3 separate regions of the Homo sapiens genome follow, and all the other regions are linked to region 1. The links are chromatin contacts, found by Hi-C in ENCODE. All regions are on one chromosome and are shown on one strand. Each heading gives the region's core, a stretch centred on a gene start or an enhancer-like site at or near the end of the contact. The rest is flanking DNA. Distances are from core to core; before and after follow the strand shown. Region 1 holds the start of DACT3 (dishevelled binding antagonist of beta catenin 3). Region 2 overlaps CCDC61 (coiled-coil domain containing 61). Region 3 holds the start of BBC3 (BCL2 binding component 3).

Region 1 (3,617 bases), core at 303-2,802:
GGAGCCTGGCTTCAGTCTTCCTCCCCACTCCCCATCTGGGGAGGGGGCGGTCGAGGTCAGCGGCGGGGAGAGCCCCCTCCACTGCCACCTCGGCTCAGGTTTCCCGAAACGGGAAGCTCTGGCCACACACAGGCTTGGGGATGGGGATCTGCCGTGGAGCCAGGGTGTGCGGGCTGGGGGGAGGGGAAGACAGACTGAGCCTGGGACGTCGGGCAAGAAGAAGAGAGCGAGGTGCAGACAGGCAGGAAGGGAAGGCCAAGGAGACAGATGCAGAGGGACACAGAGATCACAGAGACAGAGAGACAGGATGAAGAAAGAGAAGCAGACACAGAAAGTCACAGGGATGTGGCAGGACGGAGAGAGTGACAGAACCCAGGACGAGATCGGGAGACTCAAGGAATGACATAGAAAGGGGAGAGGCATGGGGCGTCCTCAAGTCATTCCGGAGACCTCTGCCCATCTTCCACCATGAGAACACCCAGAGTCCAGAAGTCTCCCCCAGGCGCTGCCTCGACCTGCCTCCCCTTGGGTCAAGGAGAGCTGGGGCCAGGTAGGAAGCAGGGGAAGTGTCACCAAAGGGTCAAGATCCCAGTGGGGGGTCCTCAGGGACTGTGAGCTTCCTCTCAGCAGTGGTCCCTCCCTCTGGAGGCCCTGAGATTCCCCTCCTCCCACCCCGCCCCCTCCAGAGATCTCCAAGCACACCAGGACTTAGGGAAGATGGAGCCCTGGTGGCGGGGCCCAGAGAAGGGCATGTTTGGAGCCTGGCTGTGTCACCTTGGGTGAGTCGCTTGCTCTCTCTGAGCCTCAATTTGTTTCTCTGTTAAATGGGGACTATCACCCCGTTTCCCAAGCCGCAAGAAGACAACGCCTGCAAAGTACCCGGTCTCGGGTTTGACACATACTTGGCGCCCACAAGGATTTTCTTTGGGGAAGGGGTGTAAGAGACAGGGCCTGTGTTTCTCACGAGGCCCCAGTGGGGGCGATGCAGTTCCCCCTCCCCCGATTTGGGGGCGGGGAGGCCAGGTCCGGCCCGCCGCCGGAACTCCGGGGTCGCCAGCCCCACCCCCTGTCCTTTCTCACTCCCTGCCTACCCGGGTCCCCAACCCCCGCCCGGTGTCTGAGCATCCAACCGAGACAGACAGACACAGACGGGGGTGGAGGGACGGACGGACAGGCAGCCCCTTACCAGCTGCTCCTCCAGGGCCGCTGCGGCCCGGCGCGCCGCCGCCGCATCTTCATCCTCATCGGCGTCCTCCTCGTCCTCGGCCTCGGCGCCCCCCATTCCGGGCTGGGCCAGCCGCAGCGCCTGCTGCACGCGGTACTCCTGCCTCTCCCGGAGCCAATGTAACTCGCAGAGCCCGGCCAGGCTACCCTCCAGCCAGCCCCGCAGCCGGCCCCGCTCAGGGCTCACCGGGAACGAGAAGGCCCGGATCATGGCTGCGGCCCCCCGCCCCAGCCCGGCCGGGCCCCGCGGCCACCCCTCTCCCGGTCCCACCTCCCCGCCCCAGCAGCCTGCCCGCCCGCCCGCTGGCCGGGCTGTCACCGTCTCATCTGCATAGGCGCCCGCCCATTGGGCCGCCCACCCGCGCCTTATCTGCATGGCCACGCCCCCGGCGACCGAGCAACAGCCGCCTATTGGCGAATAAGCTTCCTGACGAAGACTCTCGGGCGTGCAACCGCACCGCCCAACACGACGCATGCTCGCAACTGCCTACTCACTCCGCTCGCCACGCCCCCTCCGTGCAACTGCCTCGGGGCCCTGGCCACGCCCCCCCACGCGTCACAATGAAACAAGCCCGCCCTTGCTTCAATGCCATTGGTCTGTGCCTGGCCGGTCCTGCAGCAGGTTCCACCCTCTTGCGGGCGAGCGCTGGCTACCATTGGACTGTCCGGCGCGAGGGGAAGGGTGATCTATAAATAGGGAATGGGTACACGTGACAGTTTGGCAGCTGCTCCTACCCCTCCACCCCGCCCAACCTTCAGCTTCTGAGGCTGCGCAGGGGGAGAAAAGGGTTAGGGGGTCGAGCCCTGACTTCGCCTCCTCTTCCAAGAAGCCTTCCCAGACACTCAGCTGTAAAACCAGACGGACGTCCTCCGATGAAATTGTTTCTACTTAGGGCCGGCTTCACCGGCTTGGAATCCACTTAGAAGGGTCTTCGCGCTTGGTTGAATGTTCTGCAATTTCTGTCTTGAAATTTTTAGTTTTTGAGCAAGGGGCCCCTTATTTTCACTTTGCACTAGGCCAAATATGTAGCCGGTCTTGCTGCTAAGAGTCTAAGATCGATTGCATTCCAAATTCTGGAATTATAAGACCCTGGGTGGAAGATTCTATGCTTTGACCAGAAGAGAGTCTAAGCAGCTTTTGTCTCCCAGGTGCTAGGAGGATGTGTGCTCATCATTCTTCCATTCCAGGGGCCTTTGTTCTACGTTCTAAGGGGCTTTGTTCTCAGCCTTCTATGATGCTCTATTCTCAACGTTCTCTGGTCCTAGGAGTCTGAGCCTGACATTCGTTTCCAAGGCTTCCTGCTGTCTCTCCAGGCTCCGCAAGCAGGGCTGGGGCACCCTCAGGCGGCCAATCTGTATCACTACGCCGAGCCTGCCTCTACCAACTTCCAAGACCTAGCTCTAATATTCATACTCATCTCTCAGACAGACCTTGGCTCCCTAAAAGCCAAGGCCCAGAAGATCATACAAGAAATTCCCTCTTTTATGATTCCCCGTGCACGAAGTGACCTTCTGGTGGTGAGATGGAGAGAAATTGATAGTGGCGATAGACAGCAAAGTCTCCAGGAGCCAGACTTCCTCGGGGTGAGTCACAGATCTGTCACTTTCCAGCTGTGTGACCTTGGAAAACTTACTTAACCTCTCTGTGCCACCGTTTCTTCATCTGATCACGGGATCATAATACTGGCTGCCTCATACAGTTGTTCTGAGGATTCAATGAAATGTATTAGGTACTTGGAGCAGTGTCTTCCATGGATTAAGAGCCACAGAAGGGTTTGACAAATAAGTTTAAAAACTAATCTAGTAAGTTTCCGGGGGGAAATGTCTTGAAATTTATTAGAGACAACCTTTATTCAGTCTTCCTCTTGTTCAAAATAGACTTAGAAAATTAGTCGGGTGTGGTGGTGCACACCTGTAGCCCCAGCTACTTGGGAGGCTGAGGCGGGAGGATCACTTGATTTCCTTTTTGACTTCTTGATGCTTTTATTAATGATGATGCCAAAAGATTTCTGGAGAATCAGCCAGGCGCAGTGGCTCACGTCTGTAATCCCAGTACTTTGGGAGGCTGAGGCGGGCAGATCACCTGAGTTCAGGAGTTCAGATCAGCCTGGCCAACATGGCGAAACCCCATCTGTACTAAAAATACAAAAATTAGCTGGGCATGATGGCACACACCGAGACTGTGGCACTGCACTCCAGCCTGGGTAACAGAGGGAGACTCCGTCTCAAAAAAAGAAAGAAAGAAAGAAATTGAGAGAGAGAGAGAGAGAAAGAAAGAAAGAAAAAGAAAGAGAGAGAGAAAGAAAGATAGATGTCTGGAGAATCAACAAGCAACAGTTGCTTCCAAACATGGCACACAAACTGGATATGGTGGCATGTACCTGTAGTGCGAG
Region 2 (3,617 bases), core at 564-3,063, 650 kb before region 1:
ATGAGGTCAGGAGTTTGAGACCATCTTGGCCAACATGGTGAAACCCCGTCTCTACTAAACATACAAAAATTAGCCAGGGTTGGTGGTGGGCGCCTGTAATCCTAGCTACTTGGGGGCTGAGGCAGGAGAATCGCTTCAACCCGGGAGGCAGAGGTTGCAGTGAGCCAAGATCGTGCCACTGCACTCCAGCCTGGGTGACAGAGCAAGACTCCGTCTCAGAAAAAAAAAAAAAAAGATTTCTTTGCAGTTCTTTTTGGCCTTAGGCTATATCCCGCTTGCTCAAACGATGTGTTTTAGTCACCTCCTATAATTCTCCAATGTGCCACCAACTTTGATATAGAGTTAGGTCTGTTTGGGCCAGTTTCTTTTAAAATTTTTGTGATGGCATTTGTTAAAATTTAATTAATTAATTTGTATAAAATATTTTTATAGTTCCAAAACTGAAAAAGAGGGTACATTCAGAGAGGTCCAATTTCTTACATTTTTTAAAAAATTATTTTTACTTCTGGTTTTCTTATTTTTTTGAGATGTGATCCACCTGCCTCGGCCTCCCAAAGTGCTGAGATTACAGGCATGAGCCACTTTGTCCAGCCAGAGAAGTCCAATTTCTGTTCATTTTCCCCTTCCCCATAAATAATCCTTTTTTCCCCCATAGATTTTGGTTTATTCTGTAATTTTGAAAATATAAACATATAATTTATAATTCTCATTTCTTTTATGAAAAGGGACATTCTGAACATACTGTCTGCACCGCACTGTGTCACAGCAGTCACTCGGTGACAGGACACAGAGATACTCTACTTTCCTCTTTATAGTTTTGTGGGACTCAATTGAGTAGATGTATTAGAAATTCAATTAGTTCTCTTTTAACATACATTTTGGTTATTTCCACTCTTTTGCTATTACAGATTGTGCTGCAATGAATAGCCTTGTGTATACATTTTCTCAAGGAAGGGTTTTGAGCATGGTAGTTACCTGATCAAATTTGTATTGTAGAGGATTTCGTGACTGGGAGACTGGCCTGGCGAGGTGGGAGGAGGAGGGAGGCAGTGCTAGGCTTTCAGGGTGTGTACAGATTGATGAAATCGTTTAGAATTGGAACTCACATGGCTGTGTTCCCACTCCTTCACCCGCACCAGGGGGAGGAGTGTGTGTGTGTGTCCTGTGCGTGGTGGGGTCATGTCCTCTTCGTGAGGTGCATGGGGGTGATGTGACCACATCCCTCCTCACACGTCGCAGGGGATATGATAGGACCCTGCCCCTCCCCATGGGGTCAGTTGAGACTGATGAGCCGTGTACCCCCTTCCGGGGAGGTGAAATGATGAGGCGTCCCACCCCCATGGAGTAGTGGGAATGGGGCCATGCCTCTCTCTCCAGCGCTCTCTCCGCGTCTTCCCCAGGGTGTCGCGCCTGGCGTCCGAGAAGCGGGAGCTGGAGGCGCAGCTGGGCCGATCGCGCGAGGAGGCGCTGGCCGGGCGCGCGGCACGCCAGGAGGCCGAGGCGCTGCGCGGGCTGGTGCGCGGGCTGGAGCTGGAGCTGCGGCAGGAGCGCGGCCTCGGGCACAGGGTGGCCGGCCGTCGCGGCCAGGACTGCCGCCGTCTGGCCAAGGAGGTGAGCAGCGGGGGCCCGGGGCGGCCAGCGAGGCGCGGACCTCGGCCTCAGCCTGGACCTCCGCGCCCCTCTCCCCTCCCGGCAGCTCGAGGAGGCGAAGGCATCGGAGCGGAGCCTGCGCGCCCGGCTGAAGACGCTGACCAGCGAGCTGGCATTGTACAAGAGGGGGTGAGAGCGAGGCCTGCCAGGCGCCTGGGCGGATGGGCGGGCCCTGAGGGTGTGGAGGCTGATGAGGCGGAGCCTAAGGGGGCGGGGCGGGGCCAGGTAGGGTGGAGGGGGCGGGGCTGAAGGGGAGGCGGGGCTTAGCGGACCCCGTCTGGAGTCCAGACAGGATTTGGGTGCAGTGGTTAGGAGGTGGACCCGGGCTGTGCGGAGATGCGCAGGCTTGGGGCGGCGTTCAGGAGGGACTGGGAAAGGGATCGTGCCCTAGGGTCTCCTGGTGCGAAAGGGTGCGGCGCAGCAGGTGGGATCAGGGTGAGGTCCGCTGGCATTTATGGGGTGGGTGGTGGAAAATTGGAAAGAGTTTCCGGGGAGTTGTGGAAGACTCCGGAAAGAAGGGTCTGTTGAAGGCGGTGTGTTGAAAGGATGTAGGGGAATGACAGAGGGGTGTTTTAGGGGTCCAATTGGGTGAGGTCTGGGGGGGAAGATATCGAGAGGGTCATGGGCCCAGGAGTGCACGTCTAGGAGTTGATGGGGTAGGCCTGAGGGTTCGGAGAAGGTGCGGTCGGGGAGGAGTCTCGCGATTGAGTTTGTCGGGGCGGGCGGGAAGCTGACAGCTGCCTCTGTGGTCTCAGGAGGCGGACTCCGCCGGTGCAGCCGCCCCCGACGCGGGAGGACCGGGCCTCATCGTCCCGGGAGCGCTCCGCGTCGCGAGGCCGCGGCGCCGCGCGCTCCTCATCCCGGGAGAGCGGCCGCGGGAGCCGGGGTCGGGGCCGCCCTGCGCGCCCCTCGCCCTCGCCCACAGGTCTGTGCCCCTGCCCTGCGGTAGGGAGGGGACGCACTGGCGCTGCCAAGGCCCGTCTCCGGACCTAGCCGCCTCCTCTCCCACGCCGTCCTAGGTGGTCGCGCGCTCCGCTTCGACCCCACGGCCTTTGTGAAAGCCAAGGAAAGGAAGCAGAGAGAGATCCAGATGAAGTCAGTGCCCCTTCCTCCCTCACCTGCCCCTGTCCCTGGCCCGTGCCCGCTCCCGGGCTCTCATCTCTCCACGCCACCATCAGTCTCCATCCCCTGCCACCTGCTCGCTTCTCGCCGGATACCCCGCCTGCTCTCCCTTCCGTCCGTCCTACCTCCTCGTCTGTGTTTCTGCGTGCTTTCCGCTCGTAGGCCTGTCACCTCAGGCTTTCGCTGGCGTGGCTGTGACCTTTAGGGGCGCAGTGACCCCCTTGCCTGCAGGAGTTGGGCGTACAGACCGGCGTCTCCTTTCTTTTTTCCCAGGCAGCAGCAGCGGAACCGCTTAGGCAGTGGGGGAAGCGGGGACGGTCCGTCCGTCTCCTGGTCTCGCCAGACCCAGCCCCCTGCTGCCTTGACTGGCCGAGGGGACGCCCCTAACCGCTCCCGAAACCGCAGCTCCTCAGGTAACTGGCCTGGAGCTGGGGGCTGCCGGGCTAGGCGGGACTGGGCGGGGCTGGGCGGGCTGGGAGGCACTGGGCAGGGCGGGCGGGCTGGGAGGGCCTGGGAAGCACTGGGCGGGGCCAGCGAGGGCCAGCGGTCACGCCCTCCGTCTCCCTCTAGTGGACAGTTTCCGCAGCCGCTGCTCGTCTGCCAGCTCCTGCAGCGATTTGGAGGATTTCTCTGAGTCGCTCTCCAGAGGGTAAAACTTGAACTTGGGAAAAGGATCGCCTCCAAAGGGTTTCTGGGGAGACTAGAAACAGTCTTTTGCAGGGAAATTGGGTGATGGAGCCTGGGGGCCTTGAAACCACAAAGGTCGGGGAGGTGGGAAGTACCAGAGCCTCCCCACCACTGGTCCTTGGTTACTCCTTTTTCTCAGGGGTCACCGCCGCCGTGGG
Region 3 (3,617 bases), core at 360-2,859, 570 kb after region 1:
CGCAGCCCACATGACACACATGAGCCAGCCGATCACAGTGACAAGCCCCTCAGACCCAACACACACACACACACACAGGCTCAGACACAACCCCATCCAGAGGCTGCCAGCAACACCCACCGTCTACACTGCATAGACCCCACAGATCCTGGGTCCTCAAATCCCAGACGCTGATGCCAGACACACAAGCCAAACCCAGACTGAAACAACCCCCCACCACACACATACATACACACACACACTCACACCTGACAACTCACACAGACACCTGGACAGAAAACAGACATTTGCATTTAGCAGGCGCAGCATCACAAACGCTGGGCAAAAGACACATGCCCCGGAGATACAGAGACGGCCTCAGCCAAGACAGAAACACACAGGCAAGACACAAGCACACATATCGCACGCTCGGGCAAGACACACACATAAACACACAAACAGCTCACTCCAGCAACACACACACACTACAACCTCCACACCCCAGCACACGCAGGCACCACAGACCCCCAGTATCATCCCGGAACAGCACACACAGACAACTCTCACCGACAACACACGCAGGTCCACCCACCCCACAAGCAGGGCACCCACAGACAGAACCCCACACAAACAGGCGCGGGGACTCACGCAGACACCCCGACGGGTCAGAAACCCCAACATTCCTCTGGATCGACACCACCACTCCCTGCAGAACCCAGCACAAACTCGGAGCCAGACACGCGCACACACCCAGGCGAGACACCTGCAGATCCACAACCCCGCACACGCGCGCTCCCACGGCGGTCCCAGACACCCCCCTCCGCTGTCACAGCCCCCCCCACCGCCGCCACGTGCGCCCGCCCCGCCCGCCAGGCGAGCGCGGGGCCAATAACCGGCTGTTGCTGGGGCGCAGCCCCCGCCCGCAGGAGCCGCAGACTCCACGGCCCGCGAGCCGCCCCCCGTCGCCGCCCCCAGCGGGCGCGCGCCCTGGGTGTGGCCGCCCCTCCGTGCCGCCCCCCCGCCCCTCCCGGACTTTGGGGGCTGGGGCACCCCTGGGGTCGACCCTCTTCCCCGGGGCCGCACTGGCCGCCAGGGGGCGCTGCCGAGCCCGCACCCCATTGTTTGTAAACAAACCCGCCAGACCGCCGAGGCACCTGTGCGCCCAGACCGGCGCCCCAACGCCGAGCCGCCTCTCACCCGGCGACCCTGGCCCAGGGTCCCTCGCGGGGTTTGGAGAGGCGCGGTGTGGGGAGGCAGGGCGCCCACACTGCTCTCCGCCTGCACTCCTGTCACCTCCTCCAGGGAGTCCACCCGGCCTGGCCGATCGCCGCCGGAGAGGATTCGGGGCGCGCACACTCACCCCGGGGGCATGAACACGCCGGAGGGGGCGGCGGTGGGGGGCGGGCGGCTTCCTTCAGGAGGGCGCGCCCGCCGAGCGCCGCTCTCCGCGGCGGCTGCTGCTGTGGCTGTCGCTGCTGCTGCCGCTCTAACTGCAGTGGCGGCTGCTGTGGCTGTGGCTGCTGCTGCTCCCCGGGCCGCAGGCGCGTCCGCGTCGTGGCCGCTGCTGGGATCGCTGGTGCCGCCGCCGCCGCCGCCAGGCGCCCGCTCGCATGTGGCTCGCGCCGCGTCTCAGGCCGCCCGGCGGATCCCGGGCCCGCTCCAAAGCCGCCCCGCCCCGCCCCGCCCCGCCCCCGCCCGGCGGGTCCCACGCCCCGCCCCCGCGTGACGCTACGGCCCCGCCCGCCCGCCGCGGACAAGTCAGGACTTGCAGGCGCGCGCCGCGCCCCCCCCTACCTCCGCGCCGGGGGTTTCCCTGCAGCGGGGGACGGGGCAGGGCCTAGCCCAAGGCAAGGAGGACCCAGGCGCTGTGCGGCGGGGTGTGGGGAGATCGCCCAGACACCGGGACAGTCGGACACACACACTGACTGGGACCCACAGATCCACACCCCCAGCGATGCGTACACAGACCGACCGACGGGCGTTCCAGGGTCCACAAAGTCACGTGCAGGCAGAGCCCAGAGGATGTACTCACAGACACAAGGCCACAGTCTCGCAAATCCACACCATGGACAGGGGCATGAGCACACACACTCACATACTGATGGGGCTCACACTTACACACACCCAGACGGAAATGCACAGACTCACTAACAGGGTCCCCTGGACAAGCAGACGGACACAATGACAGGGCCACACACAGTTGCAGAAACACCCACACTGATGATCACACCTGGGCCCACAAACTGTGTTCACAAACAACCCTACCGAACAGGCACCCACACCACACACACGGTGGTGCAACCACACAGACATAGGCGGAGTGCTTATCAGGAAACACAAACTTGCTGATAGGCACAGGGGACACACACATACACACAGACACCTGTTACAGGGATACCTGGATACACGGCCAAATCCAAATCACACTCCCACAGGGACATACACAAATGCACTCACACAATTTCACAGCTAACACATTAAAACTATCAGAAAGTGACATTCGCCCGACACGGTGGCTCATGCCTGTAATCCCAGCACTTTGGGAGGCCAAGGTGCGTGGACTGCCTGAGGTCAGGAATTCGAGACCAGCCTGACCAACATGATGAAACCCCATCTCTACTAAAAATACAAAATTAGCCGGGCGTTGTGGCGCATGCCTGTAATCCCAGCTACTTGGGAGGCTGAGGCAGGAGAACTGCTTGAACCCGGGAGGCGGAGGTTGCAGTGAGCCGAGATAGTGCCATTGCACTCTAGCCTGGGCAACAAGAGCAAACTCCGTCTTAAAAATAAAAATAAAGGAAAGAAACTGACATTCAGAGACACAAACCAAATCAGACATAGAAGAAACTGACCACCCACACATGTCACAAAGTCACACCTGTGACAGCTTCTTGCTAACTGGCCCACTGCACACACGTCGGAGCATGCACACCTGGCCACACTCACCACAAATCTGGCAGGGGACCCACGTCGTGGAAGCAGCCCTGGGCACCTGGCATGGACATGCCTGGGCAGACCCCATGCCAAATTTCATCCTGTCTCATAGCTTTCCATTCCGTTTCTTTTTCAGTTTCTCATTGTTACTTCCTGCCCTGCTCTGGTTTGGTGAGTTTTGTCCTTCCTTTTTCCAAAGCCGTGGATTCCTGTCTCCTCTACACTTTCCATCCTTACTGGGTCTCACCCAATCGCAATCGCCTCACCAGAGTGACTCACCTTCCAGTGCCTAGTGTGGGGCTGGCTGAGTAAGGATGTCAGACTTCTCAAACTTGACTGCCTCCAAGTACACACTCTTAGCTCCCCCAAGAGATGCAGGTAATCTATATCTCACGTGAAATCTCCCCATTTGCAACATTGGGAACTCCTCAGCTTTCCTCCCTCTTTCACTTTCCCTCCTCTTTCGCTTTCCCCGATTATTCATTGTCCCTTCCTTCTTCCTGGTGTTTTCCAAACTGTGGGTCATGAGTAAACCATGGATTATGACATATGACATCACTTACATGGATCTTACTTTTTTTTTTTTTTTTGAGACAGAGTCTCGCGCTGTCGCCCAGGCTGGAGTTCAGTGGCATGATCTCGGCTCATTGCCACCTCCGCCTCCTGGGTTCAAGCAAGTCTTCTGCCTCAGCCTCCCTAGTAGC

What was found. A loop is a pair of places that touch in the nucleus more often than their neighbours do. Pooled maps may share reads with other maps.
Region 2: a pooled map shows a loop between it and region 1 (9-fold over the local background). The contact joins the enhancer-like site here to the promoter of DACT3 in region 1. A Hi-C loop is called at or near these places in 4 of 50 pooled maps.
Region 3: a loop to region 1 is called in a map with no recorded cell type, with 2.9 times the contacts of the local background. The contact joins the promoter of BBC3 here to the promoter of DACT3 in region 1. A Hi-C loop is called at or near these places in 1 of 37 single-sample maps with no recorded cell type and 5 of 50 pooled maps.

What each region holds. Positions count from the first base shown.
Region 1 is chr19:46,659,630-46,663,246 of GRCh38, forward strand. DACT3 (dishevelled binding antagonist of beta catenin 3) reads right to left here and starts at 1,553. Exons shown (of 4, transcript NM_145056.3): 1 at 1,187-1,553. The coding sequence starts at 1,435. DACT3-AS1 (DACT3 antisense RNA 1) reads left to right here and starts at 735. Exons shown (of 3, transcript NR_040042.1): 1 at 735-779. RefSeq lists silencers at 1,351-1,600, 1,811-1,930.
Region 2 is chr19:46,013,649-46,017,265 of GRCh38, forward strand. CCDC61 (coiled-coil domain containing 61) reads left to right here. Exons shown (of 14, transcript NM_001267723.2): 6 at 1,401-1,611; 7 at 1,697-1,779; 8 at 2,406-2,575; 9 at 2,670-2,745; 10 at 3,046-3,185; 11 at 3,343-3,421; 12 at 3,599-3,617. Among named protein-coding and RNA genes, the nearest start is that of MIR769, 3.5 kb to the right of the region's middle. RefSeq lists silencers at 1,643-1,937, 2,405-2,484, 3,215-3,274. Within about 2 kb of position 1,814, at least 2 of the 41 ENCODE cell types and tissues checked have a DNase peak (open chromatin) inside an H3K27ac peak, as active enhancers do.
Region 3 is chr19:47,229,590-47,233,206 of GRCh38, forward strand. It overlaps BBC3 (BCL2 binding component 3), which reads right to left and starts at 1,610. Exons shown (of 4, transcript NM_014417.5): 1 at 1,340-1,610. RefSeq lists silencers at 768-1,487, 1,628-1,857 and enhancers at 1,998-2,117, 2,827-3,450, 2,877-3,146.